Regions from separate parts of the Homo sapiens genome. Here region 2 is linked to region 1. The links are chromatin loops, found by intact Hi-C in ENCODE. Cell type or tissue: natural killer cell. All regions are shown on one strand.

The links. A loop is a pair of places that touch in the nucleus more often than their neighbours do. Peaks named below come from ENCODE experiments on the same cell type or tissue, not always from the same donor. Only the 100,000 strongest peaks of a DNase experiment are listed, where the experiment ranks them.
Region 2: a loop joins it to region 1, with 3 times the contacts of the local background. A loop is called at or near these places in 4 of 110 quality-filtered maps.

The regions. Positions count from the first base shown.
Region 1 is chr4:110,055,741-110,063,740 of GRCh38, reverse strand. It overlaps ELOVL6 (ELOVL fatty acid elongase 6), which reads left to right. Exons shown (of 4, transcript NM_024090.3): 3 at 3,987-4,138. Among named protein-coding and RNA genes, the nearest start is that of ELOVL6, 140 kb to the left of the region's middle. RefSeq lists an enhancer at 7,870-7,929. In natural killer cell, no CTCF peak of the experiment used is centred here; a DNase peak (open chromatin) is centred at 3,870; H3K4me3 peaks cover 1,008 bases; H3K27ac peaks cover 3,841 bases.
Region 2 is chr4:110,148,313-110,156,312 of GRCh38, reverse strand. All of the region lies in intron 1 of ELOVL6 (ELOVL fatty acid elongase 6), which reads left to right. Among named protein-coding and RNA genes, the nearest start is that of ELOVL6, 46 kb to the left of the region's middle. In natural killer cell, no CTCF peak of the experiment used is centred here; no DNase peak of the experiment used is centred here; H3K27ac peaks cover 850 bases.

The sequences.
Region 1 (8,000 bases):
CATAGAGCTGGGAAAAGGCATGTGACGTAGTAATCATCTGCCTTCATTCAACACAGTGGTCCAGACCCTCAGCCTCTTTGAGGCTCTAGATTTAGAATAATCTATATCATCTGAAGGAAAGATACATTTCACTTGAAACAGAAGCTTTTCTATACCAACAGCCTCTCCTTCAAGCCCTTCTATGGAAAGTGCTCATTTCACATCCTGTCGTAAACTTGCTAGTTGTCACTTGTGGAAAGTTGGTGCATGGTTACCTTTTGTGGAGATGAGAGTCAGGATCAGGAACTGGGGGACTGAGCCCACCAGGTGTGGACTGCCTAGGCTGTCCCTCCTTGACCCCACGCTCTGGCCAACTTCGACTGCTCCAAAAGAGCAACCCCACTGCAGGAGATGTCCCTCCTTGGGGTCGCCACACCAGGAGCAGGCCTCCGGAAACCTGAGAAGTACTTCGAGAATGACAGCCATCCTCGGCTCCTAGAGACTCACTTGTCCAAGAAAAATATCTATATAAATAAAAATTCTCATAGCAATAGGAATAATGTGAACAATCAATGTGGCAAATTGAACTAGCTGTAAATCAGTTTCCTTAACTTTGAATTAGGGTTAATTAACCTTAACCTCTCTTACCTGACAAAATAAGATCAGCGAGGAAGGTGATTTTCAACATTGAGGGTTAGCCGAAGTAAATCAGCAATAATAGTAATACAAATAGTGATAGAGTAAGAAGAGTAATATAATGAAAACTGTTTCGTTGAGCACCTGTGTATCAGAGGCTTGATGCTAGCTAAATACCTTACTTATATTGCTTCAAAAAATTCATACGATGAATTTGCATGTTAGATATTATTCTCATTTCAGAGGAAAAAATACTTCAGTAACTTGGCTAATTATAAAACTGTTAGTAATAAGTGATTGGACTGTGATTGGAGCCTATTGTACAAAGGGTTCGATTTGCAACTCTAATCTATTGACAGTGGCATAGAGTGGCCGAGAACTTAAATGTGTGGTCCAGGGATGGCCAGAAAGACTGCTGAGATTGATTAGCAGCATCTGCTGTGAGCCTAAGTAAGGACTAGGGGTAGCAGAACAGCAGCATATTTGCCTGCTGCATCACGCTGCCTCTCAAGCTAATGTAACTTGGGGAGGAAGGAAAGCCTCTTCACCTTAAAGTGTATTTTGTTAAAGTGTCACGATGTGACACTGTTGTGATAAAAACCACCTGGTTCCAAAGCGTGCAGAGGATGAAATGTGCGAGGGGCAGAGCTAGTGGCTCCCCACAAATAACAATTATCCCATTGGCCCCCACAGTGCTCCCCAGCAGTAGCACTGTCACATCCCAACAATGCGCCTTTGCCCACAGACACATGGGCCCAATGGCTGGCACTGACGGTTTCCCTGAAAAGTGCTACTGTCCTCTGTTCTGAGTTAGCCTTATTGTTCAGAGCTTAGGGAATGAGGCACATGTCCAGATATGGGACAATAATATGTGCTATACACTTGCTGTCAGCAATATTATAGGTCACCATGATATCAAAACCTTCAACTCTACAGTGCTCTGAACTGACCTCCCCATACCCTAGCCCTCAAACTTGTGAATACCTATTTGCCCCTAATTCAAATACCACTTCCTCTGAAGTCTTCTAGGACTACCACTCACTAGCCAGAGTTAGCTTAATGATTTTTTTTCACTCCATCATCTAAAACCATGCCAATAAATATTTGACCACTGAAAGAATAAATGAACTTGTGTGAATACCTTAGAAATTGGGAATAAATTACAATGATTTTTTGAGACCCAAAAGGATGAAAGGATAGCAACCATTTCAAGCATACATTCTTTGGATCTACTCTGATCATGTGGGAATTACATAGTCTAACAGCAAGTAGAGTAAGAGGAAGGGTTTTGGGCTATACCCCAGCACTTTGGGAGGCCGAGGCAGGTGGATCACGAGGTCAGGAGTTTGAGACCGGCCTGGCCAACATAGTGAAACCCCATCTCTACTAAAAACACAAAAAATTAGCCTGGCATGGTGGTGCATGCCTGTAGTCCCAGCTACTTGGGAGGCTGAGGAAGGAGAGTCACTTGAACCCAGGAGGCGGAGGTTGCAGTGAGCTGAGATCATGCCACTGTACTCCAGCCTGGCTGAGAGAGCGAGATTCTGTCTCAAAAAAAAAAAAAAAAAAAAAAAAAGCCATCATTTGGTGAGGGAAAGACAGTACACAAAAAAAATTCAGATAAGACAGAAAAATCTCTATTACTTGATGCTACTAATGAAATCAACCCTTCATCCCCAAATTAGGACAGATAATGGACTATAAAGACTTAGGTCATTCCACGGGGAGGAGACATTTCCTTAAGATAAGAAAGTAAAAAGCCAGTTTTGTTATGAACAGGGGAGAAATGCAAAGGTCCTGAGGCAGAAAACTGAAAGTGTCTGAAAGTTCTGGAGTGATTGGCTCACAGTGAACAAGAAGAGAATGGCAGGAGGTGAGAGTGGAGAATGGGGAGAGAGAGGCAGTGCAGAGAGGCCTTGTCGGTCCTGATAAAGGAGTTGAGGTTTTTATTCCAAGTGCAGAGAAAAACCACTGAAGGATTAAACAGGATCTATATCTGTAAAATGACAGTAATCCTCTGCAGGACAATTTCATACAGTGGAAAGAGTAACACCATTTGATGGAGTCTTTATACCTTTAGAGAAGCTACTTACAAAGACCCAACTTAATAGACAATTGCCAGGAATTAAACTTCATTATTTTGATACTGTAGAAAGTTGACCTTTAGTTCTAGTTGGCAGATGCGTGCTTTCTGGACAGGTTAGCCTAGTGGAATGATTTATTCTAGAGCAACTCTAAGATATTTTAAGTAAAAAACAGTGCCTCTGAGGAGAAAAGAAGGCTCCATTTCCCAATTCAACAGTTGTTCATTCATTGATCTCTCAGCTGACTTCTAGAGTAAGATGCTGCCCTTTTGGGCAGAAAAGGCTAGGCAGGTCCATCTTCCCCACATGGTCAGCCAGCTCTCCTTTCAGTCCCGGGCATGGTTCACACACTCTGGGACATACACTTAAGGGGCTCACTTCGTAATAGTGGCTGCTTGTTCCTATTGCCAAGTGCTTTCCCATGGCAGGTTGTGTTTCTTGAGCCTAATGTGTTCCAGAACTTCCTATTTCCTTACCAGTTCTCTGATTTAAAGAAATTGTTTATTTTTTCTTCACTTTTTCAACAATCTCACTTTTTCAACAGTCTTTATTGAGCACCTGTGCCTATGTGGAGATTAAACACATTGCGGGGCATTGAAGAACAGTGTTGGGGTGGTATTAGCACAACACTGGTTCTAGGGAGCTCAGGGAGTGAGCACTTATCTCTGCCTGAGTGGGCTTCCTGGAGGAGGTGACAGAGCTAAGCTTTTGAAGGAGTCTCATTCTGACATCTCTGAGAAAGATGGATCAGACAGTAGAAAGTGATTTGGAGACTGCTGGAGAAATCCAAGGAGGGCACAAAAAGCCTGGGCTGGCAAGGCGAGTCCAGAGGTAGAGGAAAAGTTTGCCTAAAGAGGTAAACAGGTTTTCAGGAAATAGAGCCAGTAGAACTTGGAGAATGATTGGGCACAGGGCAAATTTGAGATAATTCCAAGAGTTTGCAGCCACACCCATCTGCTCTCCAAGGAATAGTTCCCAAGCTGAAACTCAAAGGTCACCAGCATTCTTCATGAGATCCTGCTCTGAATCTGTTACCCTTTTTCATGACCTCTTTTTGGAACAGTGATGAAGAGGAAGTGGTATCATATATGGTTTCAGAATAAAGCCCTTGAGTCATTGTATTAGCTCTTGTTTACAGAACATTTTAAGATGCTTTCAAGGAAATACAAATAATATGATTCTTATGCCTATTTCCTGCCAGTGGCCAACCAGTCTTCTAAGTATGGTTGATGTGAGAAGTGAAACTATTTTCCTAAATGCTGTTTCTTTTCTCTTTTCATTATGAAGTATATTCGGTGCTCTTCGAACTGGTGCTTATATGGTGTACATTTTGATGACCAAAGGCCTGAAGCAGTCAGTTTGTGACCAGGGTTTTTACAATGGACCTGTCAGCAAATTCTGGGCTTATGCATTTGTGCTAAGCAAAGCACCCGAACTAGGTGAGTATCTTCTTCCATTTCCTCTCCCTCTCTTTGTAGCAACATATCCACAGTATTTATTTAGTGAGCAAAGAAACATTTTGAAGGTCCTATTTTGTTGGTTGCAAGAAAGTTACAATGAATGAATTTGAGTTCTTGCCTGACTTCTACTTTTTATTGTTCGCTCCCTCTTTCCTTTTAAATAATTTTACATTGTGCATATTAAGAGTAGATAGTTTATACTGAACATGCTGATTTTCGAGCTCTACTAAAAATATACCTCCACGGACTTATAAAATGTACAGAGACCCCTTTAAAAGGCCCACTGAGCTGAGCTAATATTAAAACATGGGGGAAGAAAAGAGCAACACAGCTATTTCCAAGTCCCATATCTGAGCATACTTTCATCTGTAGAGTTAGGATTCAGATTAGGAATTAAGCTTTTCATTTGGGGACCCTCCTGTTCTCATTAACAAATGCTGAGGGTTGGTCTCTGGTGGTGTTTGATTTTAATCATCAAGACTGGCCTTAGGGAAGGGGAATGTAATTTACCTTCCAGAAAGTAATAGAAAATACAGGCTGTATTTGTAGATTTCTATAATTTTTCCCTCAACCCTTGAATGGTCTTGAATGTAAGTGTGGCACAGGTTACCAGAAATAGTAAAGTCAAGGAGTTAATGTGGGCACAGTTTTCCAGGAAGATGTCTTTATTTACACAGAAAGAGATCTAGTGGTGACAATAAGCTCTGAGTACATCCATGAGTAATGCTAGCAAACTGGTACAGATTGTACAGGTACAAACTGGTAAGGCAAACCTGGTCACCTCTGGGGTTCTGGGTTTTTTTTCACCTGCAATTAAGAATTATACATATTTAGTTCAAAAGATATCAATTGCAATTTTTGCCATTGTTTTCAATGGCAAAACCGCAGTTAACTTTTGCACCAACCTAATATGTATTGTCCCCTCTCCTGTTTCTCCTAAAAAGGGAGTTTGGTGTTGTACTTTCCTTACAAACCACCTGCAATATAAGCTATGAGCAGTCTTCTGTAAGGTGCCCCTTGTTCACGCCCCGTGTCCATTCAGATAGAATGGGAACTGTCTGATTTGTGTGGGCCGGCAACCCAGCCACCTTCCACTGGAAGCCAGAAACCTGCTGTTTATAAGTAGATGACAATTGGTTTGAGCTACTGTCTTCCCAGGTCAAAAACAAGGGAAGAACAACAGAAGAAAATTTTTCCTGAAAACCTTTCCTAAGAGGGGCAGAGGTACAAAGATAGTCCAAAATAACTAGATAACTACCGCGTGCATGTGCATGCCTGCACCGCTCCCCCCCTCCAACAGACACACAAACGCCTACACACACGGATCATATGAAAACGGTCTCAGGGTAAAATGCATTAGTGTGGATTCATTCATTCATTCATTCAGTGCATTTATGTTAAGCACTGGCTGAAATAGAATGGCAACTTTATCTAAAAGGAATTTTACAATACAGATTTTATGAACCAGGCCCCAGGAGGTATTGGTACCACTAGGTATGAAGTCATAGGCTAGAGAAGTGGTTTTCACCCTGGATTTACAGACAATGCCTGCAAAATCTGAAGAGGTATTTCTGGGAATTTTAAAATTATATGAGAATATTTTAATTTGCTTTGATTCATAGAGTTTCTGAATCAGAGCACTTGTTCTCAAACTGGGGTTGATCTGAGAGTGTGAGCATGTATTCTTTACTCTTGGGGTTTTGTGATTTTTTTTTTTTTTTTTTTTTCCCTGAGACAGAGTCTTACTCTGTTGCCGAGGCTGGAGTGCAGTGGCGCGATCTCGGCTCACTGCAACCTCCGTGTCCCGGGTTCAAACAATTCTCGTGCCTCAGCCTTCCGAGTAGCTGGGATTACAGGTGTGTGCCACTACACCCGGCTAATTTTTGTATTTTTAGTAGAGACGGGGTTTCACCATGTTGGCCAGGCTGGACTTGAACTCCTGACCTCAGGTAATCAGCCCGCCTCGGCCTCCCAAAGTGCTAGTATTATAGGCATGAGCCACTGTGCCCGGCTGTGGCTTTTTTTCTTTAAAATAAAATTACACGTTATTAAAGTCTGAATTATTTTAGTTGAGAAATATATCCCTCTTTTATGCTATTTAATAACCTTATTAATCCCCTATCTTTTTTGACAAAGGCCTGACTACAACTACATAAATGTAGTAAATGCATGAAACGTGATTTCCCCTGAATGCTACCCCTGAACACTTCAACAGTTTCTACCTTTTACTACTTCCCCCTCAATTTTTTTTTTAATAAGAAATAATCATGCCAGTAGGATGCAAGTAGGAGACTAGACTATGGCTGGAGACTGGACTTCCGACCTTTAAGCCTCAGATCACAAAAAAGCAGCCTCAGTGTTTTCTTCTAGAAACGCCTTTTCCCTGCAAGGACTAATTGTGTTGTGTTCTGAGTTATATACAGCTGTATTTGAGGTACTTGAGAACAAACATAGTCCTTTCTACCTTTTGGAGGAATAATTTATTGAAATGCCACCTCAAGCTATCTGTAGTGATTAATTTCCTTTAAAGACATAATCAGACCTATGCTCTCTGTCCTCCTGACTTTTAGGATTCCTAGAGAAGACCTATTAGTGTAGCACCCAGAGGTATTCATATTTTCATCTTCTATCTTGGTTGTGTTGATGCTGATGATGTTAATATCACCTGTCTTAATTTAATCCAGGCCCAAATGTCCATTCCCCTCAGCCTCATAGCGGACATTGTAATTGAATACAGTGTTCCCTCTTGAGCCCCAAAGGAGCCATAATCCAGTCTCCTATTTGCAGTCAACAGGAGTGGTGTGCTGCTGGCATGATAATCCCTTTCCCTGGAAAGGGCTCATTCATCACAATAATTTGTAGTAGTCCTTTGTGGATTATCCAATAATCGATGCAGTTAAAATATGAGATTGAAGTGTTGGAAAAAATAATATTCTAATCTTGACATAGTTCTTTAATGAGGCTAATTAGTAACACAAATTCTTCATACAGTTTCAAACCCTTTATAGAGATAATTTTCATGTTCTGAATACTTTTTTTTTTTAACATTTTAAAATATGGGATATTGTTCTTCAAATACTCTGGAGCTCCTCTGACAATGGCCATTCAGAGGTAAACCGCTGACTCAAAACAGGTCCAAAATCAGTGCAAGTGTCTCCAAGACAAGCAGATCTAGGTCTTTATGTAGTCAACATGTTTGCCTGGATGACTTTTTTTTCCCATGCATTTTGGAGGTTAAATTTCTTTCCAGTTTTTGCAGTTGGAAAATCTTGTCGCTACTATTTAATTAAGAGAGATTTACCCGTTTGGATTATTTAGAACTTTTCTTATTTTTAGGTCTCAAATTTTACCTTTCAATATTCTAAGATTCTGGACTCTTTATGAGCACCAAAAGGAAAAGATCTAGTGAGAAAAAAACAGTTCTTCCATGTATAGTACTGAAACTGTATCCCCCCCCCCAGCTCCCACAAACTCAAACTCTTGTTTTAAATTGCAGTAAAATATACATATTATTCAGATTGTTGAGCAACCATTACTCCATCAACTTCCAGAACTTTTGCATCTTCTCCAACTGAAATGCTACTCATTCCACACTAACTCCCCCTTCACTAAACTCTTAATAAATAGCAAGAAGACCTTTCTGTTTCAGCAGAAAACCGTGAGCTCATTTCAGTGAATTATGGGGTTGTAGGCCACTAGAACAAGTGAGAGGAAAAGAGCCACTAACCTGCTTTGTGTGCCAAATCTCTGAGCACCTACTATTTGGATTATATTAAAACCCGCTGAGATTTTGTTTTGTTAAAACTTGGAAATATCTGCTCTGAGCCCAGGTCCTTGCTCA
Region 2 (8,000 bases), 93 kb before region 1:
CTCTGCAGCAATCCTTCAGGGAGAATCACATCCTAATTCTAGGTCACTTGTTACCTAATCCTCTTTTCCTGACACAGCTTCTCACTCCAGAAAACATTTTAACTTCCTGAATATTAAGATTCTACTAAATGTGGCAGGCTCTGTAACAACCACCAATCCTTTACATTTTCAAGGTGGCTCTGGTGCAGCCTCCAGTTTTCTTGTCTTCCCCTTCTTATTTTCTATTCCTTTATTTGTCTCTTGAATAGGTATTTAAAGAAAGGAAAGCAGGCATATTTGGATATGTGCCCACTAAGGCACTATTCCTGAGAGAAGTTTGCAAAATGTCTTTTTCAAATGCCTGTGTGCTTTATTATTCCTATACTGCCTTGTAGCAACGCTCATTATTCAGGGCAGTGGTTCTCAACATGAGCTGTGCTTCCCGTGTTGTAATTGTCTGGGAACCTTTTATAATCACCAGTGCTGAGGCCTTGACATCTGTGGAAGTGGGGGTGGGAGGTTAATAAATCTCTCCAGGAGATGTGATGAGAACCTGTGGTTTAGGAAGATGTTAGATACGAGGAGGTTGTTGATCTGCCCCCAAGCTCTCTAGCAATTCTGATTATTTTAAATGTACCTGCAATATGTAGCCATTGTATCATGCATATTGAACTGTCTCGGGGTCTAGATATGGATATATGAACCAGGACGACTTGGGACTCTTACTGTCTGGAAAGAATGGCATTGTGTTAGAGGAAAAATAAGTGTTCCAAAAAAGCTCAATCGCATAGATAAATTCTGATATTTGTGATACAAATTGTTAAACTTTGATTTTGTAAAATATTCAATTTGTAATACAACCTATTTAAGTATCTTTGATAGATTGAAAAATTATTTTTTTCTGACTATTGTAAATAATAATTTTTTTTGCTATAGATTAGGAGTTTCCTATGCTCTCAGTCTCTAGGGCTATCCCTTCTGTATTAGTATAACTATAACTATATAATATGTAATAAATAGTATGTGACCAAATGTAGGAAGATTTTTAAAGCCATGACCATTATGATTTGATTCTTAAAAAACAATCATAATAATTTATAATTGAAAAACTTTTAAGAAGTAAAAGTTTTGGTCTATGTGAGTGTGGTCAATAGGTACTTCAAAATTAAATGTTCATAGAAGTTTAAAAAATATATTACTAGTTATGCCCCAAATTTGCTAAATATTTATTGGGCAATTATATATTAGTATATAATAGCAGTATATGCTATGTAGATTGTATAGTACAATATATTGTAGCAAGCATATATTAAGTGCCTAACGTGCTTAAAATATATTGCTCATTTAATTCTCAAATAATGCTGCAAGAATCAGTCACAGGATTGATAACTGTCAAAAAAGTAAAAGTTGGACTCAGATCTCTCTTTGTGGAAAGTCCCTGTTTTGACCTCTAGCACATTTTTGACCTAGCATTTCTTCTCCAAGTTAATTACAAATAAGAGATAGGATCCATAGTTAGTGTGACATTATAGCCTGTGATTATCTGTTTTGGTGGTTACACTGCCACTTCCCTTTCATGTAGCACCAAGCCATCTTCTCAACTCAGTGGGGATGGTGTAAGAGAAAAGTTAGCAGCTGGTAAGAAATTCGGTTTGGGTCTGATGACAGAAATAGCTCAAAAAATAACTTTGCTGAGAGGCAATCACATGTTCACATCAAGAAATTAATATCACAGCCTGGGCAACACACAAGAGCTTGTCTCTATTAATAATAAAAATAGGCCAGGTGTGGAGGCTCATGCCTGTAATCCCAGCTCTTTGGGAGGCCAAGGCAGGAGGATCACATGAGGCCAGGAGTTCACGACCAGCCTGGCCAATATGGTGAAATCCTGCCTCTACTAAAAATACAAAAATTAGTCAGGTGTGATGGTGCATGTCTGTAATCCCAGCTGCTCGGAGGCTGAGGCAGGAGAATCACCTGAACCTGGGAGGCGGAGGCTGCAGTGAGCTGATAGCGCACCACTGCACTCCAGCCTGGGAGATACAGTGAGACTCTGTATCAAAAAATAAAATAATAAATAAAATAAAATATTAGCTGGGTGTGGTGTCACACACCTATAGTCCCAGCTACTTGGGAGGCTGAGGTGGGAGGATCACTTGAGCCTAGAATGTGAAGGCTGTGGTGAGCCATGATTGCGCCATTGCACACCACCCTGGGTGACAGAGTAAGACTATCTCAGAAAAAGAAAACAAAAGAAAAGAAATTAATATTGATGGACAAAAAGCCTGGTACTTTTAAAATTTCTTAATTTTACTAAATAAAAGTGGAATTGGTAATTTTAATAGACAAAGTCTGTGCCTTGGTATAAAATTGGGGAGAAAAAAACTTCCTGTTTCCTTGCAAATGAAGTAAAGAATGCTGTTAGGGCAGTGGGGACAGCTAAGCCTTGTAAAGCTGCTTACATTGCATTAGAAACTACAAAGTAAGAAATAGCCCATTATTCCACTTCTAGTTATTTCAGGAATGACACTGGAGAGCTCTGTGGATCCTACTTTAAATGAAGATCTGTTAGTTTAAATCTGCAAAACCACTCTTAAAATTTTAAAAATTATAACAGTTTTTCATTTCTCTATATATGTTGGAGCATAAGGTTTCAAAAGCTTCAATTTCAGGGTGCCAAGAAGAAAACTGTTTTAAGAATGGGATTTACATAAAGGGTAAAATGTGTCAACAGCTTATGAATCTGAAAGGAGCATTTATTGGCTATAATTTTTTTTACATGGCATTTTCAGCTGATCACCCTTGTTGGATTTTATGTCAATAAGTACATTTCTCATCATCTGTAACTGTGGCAATTTTTAATCCTCCACTATTAATTATCAATTAAGTTTTAGCCCACCATCTATAAGTAGCATTTAAATTATCACACTATTAAAGTTTAAATCACTCAAAAGAGATAAGTAGGTAGTAATTGCTGTCATTGTATTTTGAAGATTAATATTTTGAGCAAAAAATTAAATTATGTATAAGGTCTCATAAGTTATGGAAGCTACCTACTTTCTGCAGAATGGTATGTGTACCACAATTTTACTGTAATTATAATTCCCTTTTCACTATTATTATTAAATCTTAACAGTGATACCAGAAAGTTTTCATAATGTACATTTTGGTTATAATTGTTTCTTCATCTCTGTCAGGGTTCTGGTTTCCTACTTACAAGCTGACACAGGTTGTGCTGCCTGATCATCATTAAAATGTGAATTTCTTATTTTCAAAACCATACCCAAAGGCACATCAAAAAGAAGTGGTTCGTCAACTACTGTGTCATTCCTGCTCTTCAATAGACCAGTGTTTATACTCACGGAGGGGTCACATAGGTTTGGCATCCTCCTTTTGAGAGACGAAGGATTGTCTTTGCTAATTTGAAAAAGCAAATTTTGAAAGAATGAAATGTTCATTTTGAAATAAGGTTTCTAGGACAGTGCAGTAAAATGCTTTCCCCTTCTAAAATTTTCTGAAATATTTTTAGCCTTCTAACATAAGTGCATGTGTACGCACACACTCACATACACTATATATAGCAACCTGGTTGTCACAATCCTCACTACTTCTACGTGTGATCTGTGTATGTGAACCAGCAGCATCACTGCAGAGCTTGCCAGAGATGCAGAATCTCAGGCAGGCCCCACCCCAGACCCACTGAATCAGAATGTGCATTTCAACAAGATTCCCAGGTGTTTCATATGTTCAAATATATCCACAGTGTGAGAAGCTCTGGTATCAGGCATCACTGCCTGGCAGAAAGGCCGGGCGTGGCACTATCTGTATTTTCACGGAATAAATTCTCATTCAGTGACTGAGAGAACCCTTTGTTCTTTTTAAAACAAAGGTGATCCTGAGCTGGGTGTCAGAGAGGTAAGATTTGGGAAAGTAAAGGTTTTATAATTCTAATAGGATGACAATAGCAGCTATATATATAATGCCAGGAAATAATACAGGAGACTCTACCGTGATAGATGGGTTTTTTCCTCAATCATTTTGTCTCTGATCGTGTATTTAGTTAATTCTCTGCAAAGAGAAGTGTCCATAATAGGACTTGATATGACATAAGGTATGCCCTCTTGATAGTCTTTAAGGAAACTTTATTATAGGGTAACCCAACCAATATTAAGTTTTAAAGATATTTTGGGGGGGCATATGGGAGGGCCAAGAGCCAAATCAATAGCAGTCAGCTATTTAGAATGAATCTTCTCATGAATATTTATCTTACTGTTACTCTGTATTAAACTCCCTTTTATTTTACATCTAGGATTTCTACCCAGTTTAGAACTTAGAGATGCCAATATTTTCAGATAAGGACTTTTTAGTTGTTGAATGCTATAACTTGTGTAATATTAATATTCACTGACTGATGATTAAATGTACCCTGTACAATCCATTATCTAAGTTAATCTTCACAGCAGTCCTAGGCAACAACGGACTTTTAAAATCTCCTTTTTACTGACGAGGAAACTCAGAAACCAAGAGATTAAGTAATTCACCAAACATTGTACAGCTAGTAAGTGGGAGAAGCAGGTGTTAAGTCTAGGATCTCTCATTCAAAAGTCCATCTCTTATTTATGATACAAGATTGCCTTTTAGACTTCTTTATGGCCCACAAATGCTGTCTCTTAATGGGCAGGCATGTCAAATCTCAACATCATTATTGGCCTTTTGGTAAATAATTACATATATAGAAGTCTTCTGACACACCCAAGCATCTATCCCATAGGTCAAACCCAAATACTGATCTTATTGGCAACTCATTAATATAACAATGGTACAAATTGAACATCCCTAATCTGAAAATCTGAAATCAGAAATGCTTCAACTCCGAAACTTTTTGAGTGCTAACATGACACCAAAAGTGGAAAATTCCACACCAGACCTCAAGTTGTAGGTCCAGACAAAACTTTGTTTAATGCATAAAATTATTAAAATTATTATATAAAATTACCTTTAGGCTATGTTTATAAGGTGTATATGAAACAATCAATTTTGTGTTTAGACTTGGGTCTCATCCCTAAGATATCTCATTATGTATATATAAATATTCCAAAATCCAAAAAAAAAAAAATCTGAAATCTGAAACACTTCTGGTTGGTCCCAAGCATTTTGGATAAAAGATACTCAACCTGTATTAAAAAATATTGAAATCTTTAGTCATGTAGAATTTATGCAATTAAAAGGTGCTGAAATTCAGTTAAGAATTTCAAAGTTAAAGTTTATATTTTAAATTTTTTTTTTTTTTTCAGACGGAGTCTTCCTCTGTCTCTCAGGCTGGAGTGCAGTGGCACGATCTTGGCTCACTGCAACCTCCGCCTCCCAGGTTCAAGCAGTTTTCCTGCCTCAGCCTCCTGCGTAGCTGGGATTACAGGCATGTGCCACCACGTCTGGCTAATTTTTGTATTTTTAGTAGAGACAGAGTTTCACCATGTTGGCCAGGCTGGTCTCAAACTCCTGACCTCAGGTGATCCGTCCACCTCGGCTTCCCAAAGTGCTGGGACTACAGGCCTGAGCCACCGTGCCCGGCCCTAAAACTGTATTTTTATTTTAAAATATGAATATCTATTATCACTAAGTAATAAAATTAAAGCTTGGAAATGAAAGGATCATACAATGCAAGAGTATCTAAAGTCATTTAAATAATGTCAAGAATAATGTTTTAATTATTCTGCTCTTAGAATTTTAAGCATTTTTAGTTTTAAAAATAAAAATGGAGTATTTTTGACAATATTTTGCTTAACATTCCCTAATTGCTGAGAAATCATCTGTTTCAGAAATTAGCCATTGACAGATAATGAGTTTGAGATTCCCTTTTGCCAGAAAAAATTGTAGTAACATACAATAATATGGAAATTGCCAGTATGTTTGGGTATTTATTAGATTGAGAACTATTTCAAACACATCTAGATCAATCTGTAAGCAAAGAATCCAAAACTTGTGAGTTTATTTCTTGTCGCCTGTCTGTTTAAGTCTGACAGTTTAGGCAAGGAGAATGTCTTATGAATTTGAGTATAATGAATTTGTGGAGGGGTTTTACTGAATGCATTTTCAGGATTATTTTGAAAATACATGAAGTAGACTGAACACGGTGGCTCACACCTGTAATTCCAGCACTTTGGGAGGCCGAAGCAGAAGGATTGCTTGAGTTCAGGAGTTCAGGACCAGCCTGGGCCACATAGTGAGACGGTGTCTCTATGAAAAACTAAAACTAAAACTAAAAATAAAATGCATGAAGTAAATGCAGAAAAAAAAAGAAACAGTTTCCATTCAAATTTCTACTTTTCAAATCTGAAACACATAACTGTTCACTCTCACTACATGATGTACTTGTTTTAAGGGGAAGAAAAATTCAAGATTTAAGAAGGCATTTATTTACGCTCTCAAAAATCTATAGGATACAGTCTTTGAAAATGAATACATTTATTAATTATTTTTGGGGTGCTTACAACATGTTTTTCTATGTTGGTCTTTTCTAAGTGGAGATTTTTCTATGTAGGCAGATAAATACCAGTATTAGGAAGAGATATATATTTATACTCATGGAGTACAAGTGCAGTTTTGTCACATGAATATACTGCATTGTGGTGAAGTCAGGCCTTCATTGCATCCATCAGTGGAGCAACACACTTCGTACCCACCAAGCAACCTGCCATCATCTATCACCCCATGCCTCCAAGTCTTCATTGTCCATCATTTCACACTCTGCTTCTTCTGTACAAATTATTTAGCTTCCACTTGTGAGAACATGTGGTATTTGTCTGTGTCTGAATTGTTTCACTTAAGATAATGGCCTCCGGTTCTATACATGTTGCTGAAAAAGACATGATCTCAATCTTTTTATGACTGAGTAGTATTCATTGTGTACACATAACACATTTTCTTTATTCGGTCCTCCACTGATGGACACTTAAGTCGATTCCATATGTTTGATATTGTGAACAGAGCTGTGATAAACATAAAAGGGCAGGTATCTTTTTGATATAATGATTTCATTTCCTTTGGGTGTATACCCAGCAGTGGGATTGCTGGATCAAAGGTTAGTCGTATTTTTAGTTCTCGAAGAAATCTCCATAGTTTTCCATACAGGTTGTACTAATTGATTTGCATTCCCGTCAACAATACAGAAGAGCTGGGTGCGGTGGCTCACACCTGTAATCCCAGCACTTTCGGAAGCCAAGATGGGTGGATCTCTTGAGCCCAGGAGTTCAAGACCAGCCTCAGCAACATGGTGAAACCTTGTCTCTACTAAAAATACAACAAATTAGCTGGGCATAGTGGCTTGTGCCTGTAATCCCAGCTACTTGGGAGGCCAAGGCAGGAGAATCGCTTGAGCCTGGGAGATTGACCTTGCAGTGAGCTGTGATGGTAGCACTGCACTCCAGCCTGGGCAACAGAGCGAGACTCTGTCTCAAAATAAAACAGAACAAAAAGTATATAAGCGTTCACTTTCCTCTGCATCCTTACCAACATCTGTTATTTTTTTGTCCTTTTTAAAAAAATTATTTTAAATTTTTGTGGGTACACAGTAAGTGTATATATTTATGGGGTACATGAGATGTTTTGATACAGGCATGCAGTGTATAATAATCACTTCATGGAAAATGGTGTATCCATCCCCTCAAGCATTTATCCTTTGTGTTACAAACAGTCCAATTATACTCTTAGTTATTTTTCAATGTAAAATTAAATTATTGACTATGCTTACCCTGTTGTGCTATCAAATACTAGGTCTTATTCATTCCTTCTATTTTTTTACGTATGTGCCCATTAACCATTCCTACCTCCCCCCCTCCCCCGCACAACCCCCTTCTGGGCCTCTGGTAACCATCTTTCTACTCTCTATCTCCATGAGTTCAACTGTTTAGATTGTACAAATAAGTGGGAACAGAGAAGATGCAGCGTTTGTCTTTCTGTGCCTGGCTTATTTCACTTAGCATAATGACCTCCAGTTCCATCCATGTTGTACATGTATTTTT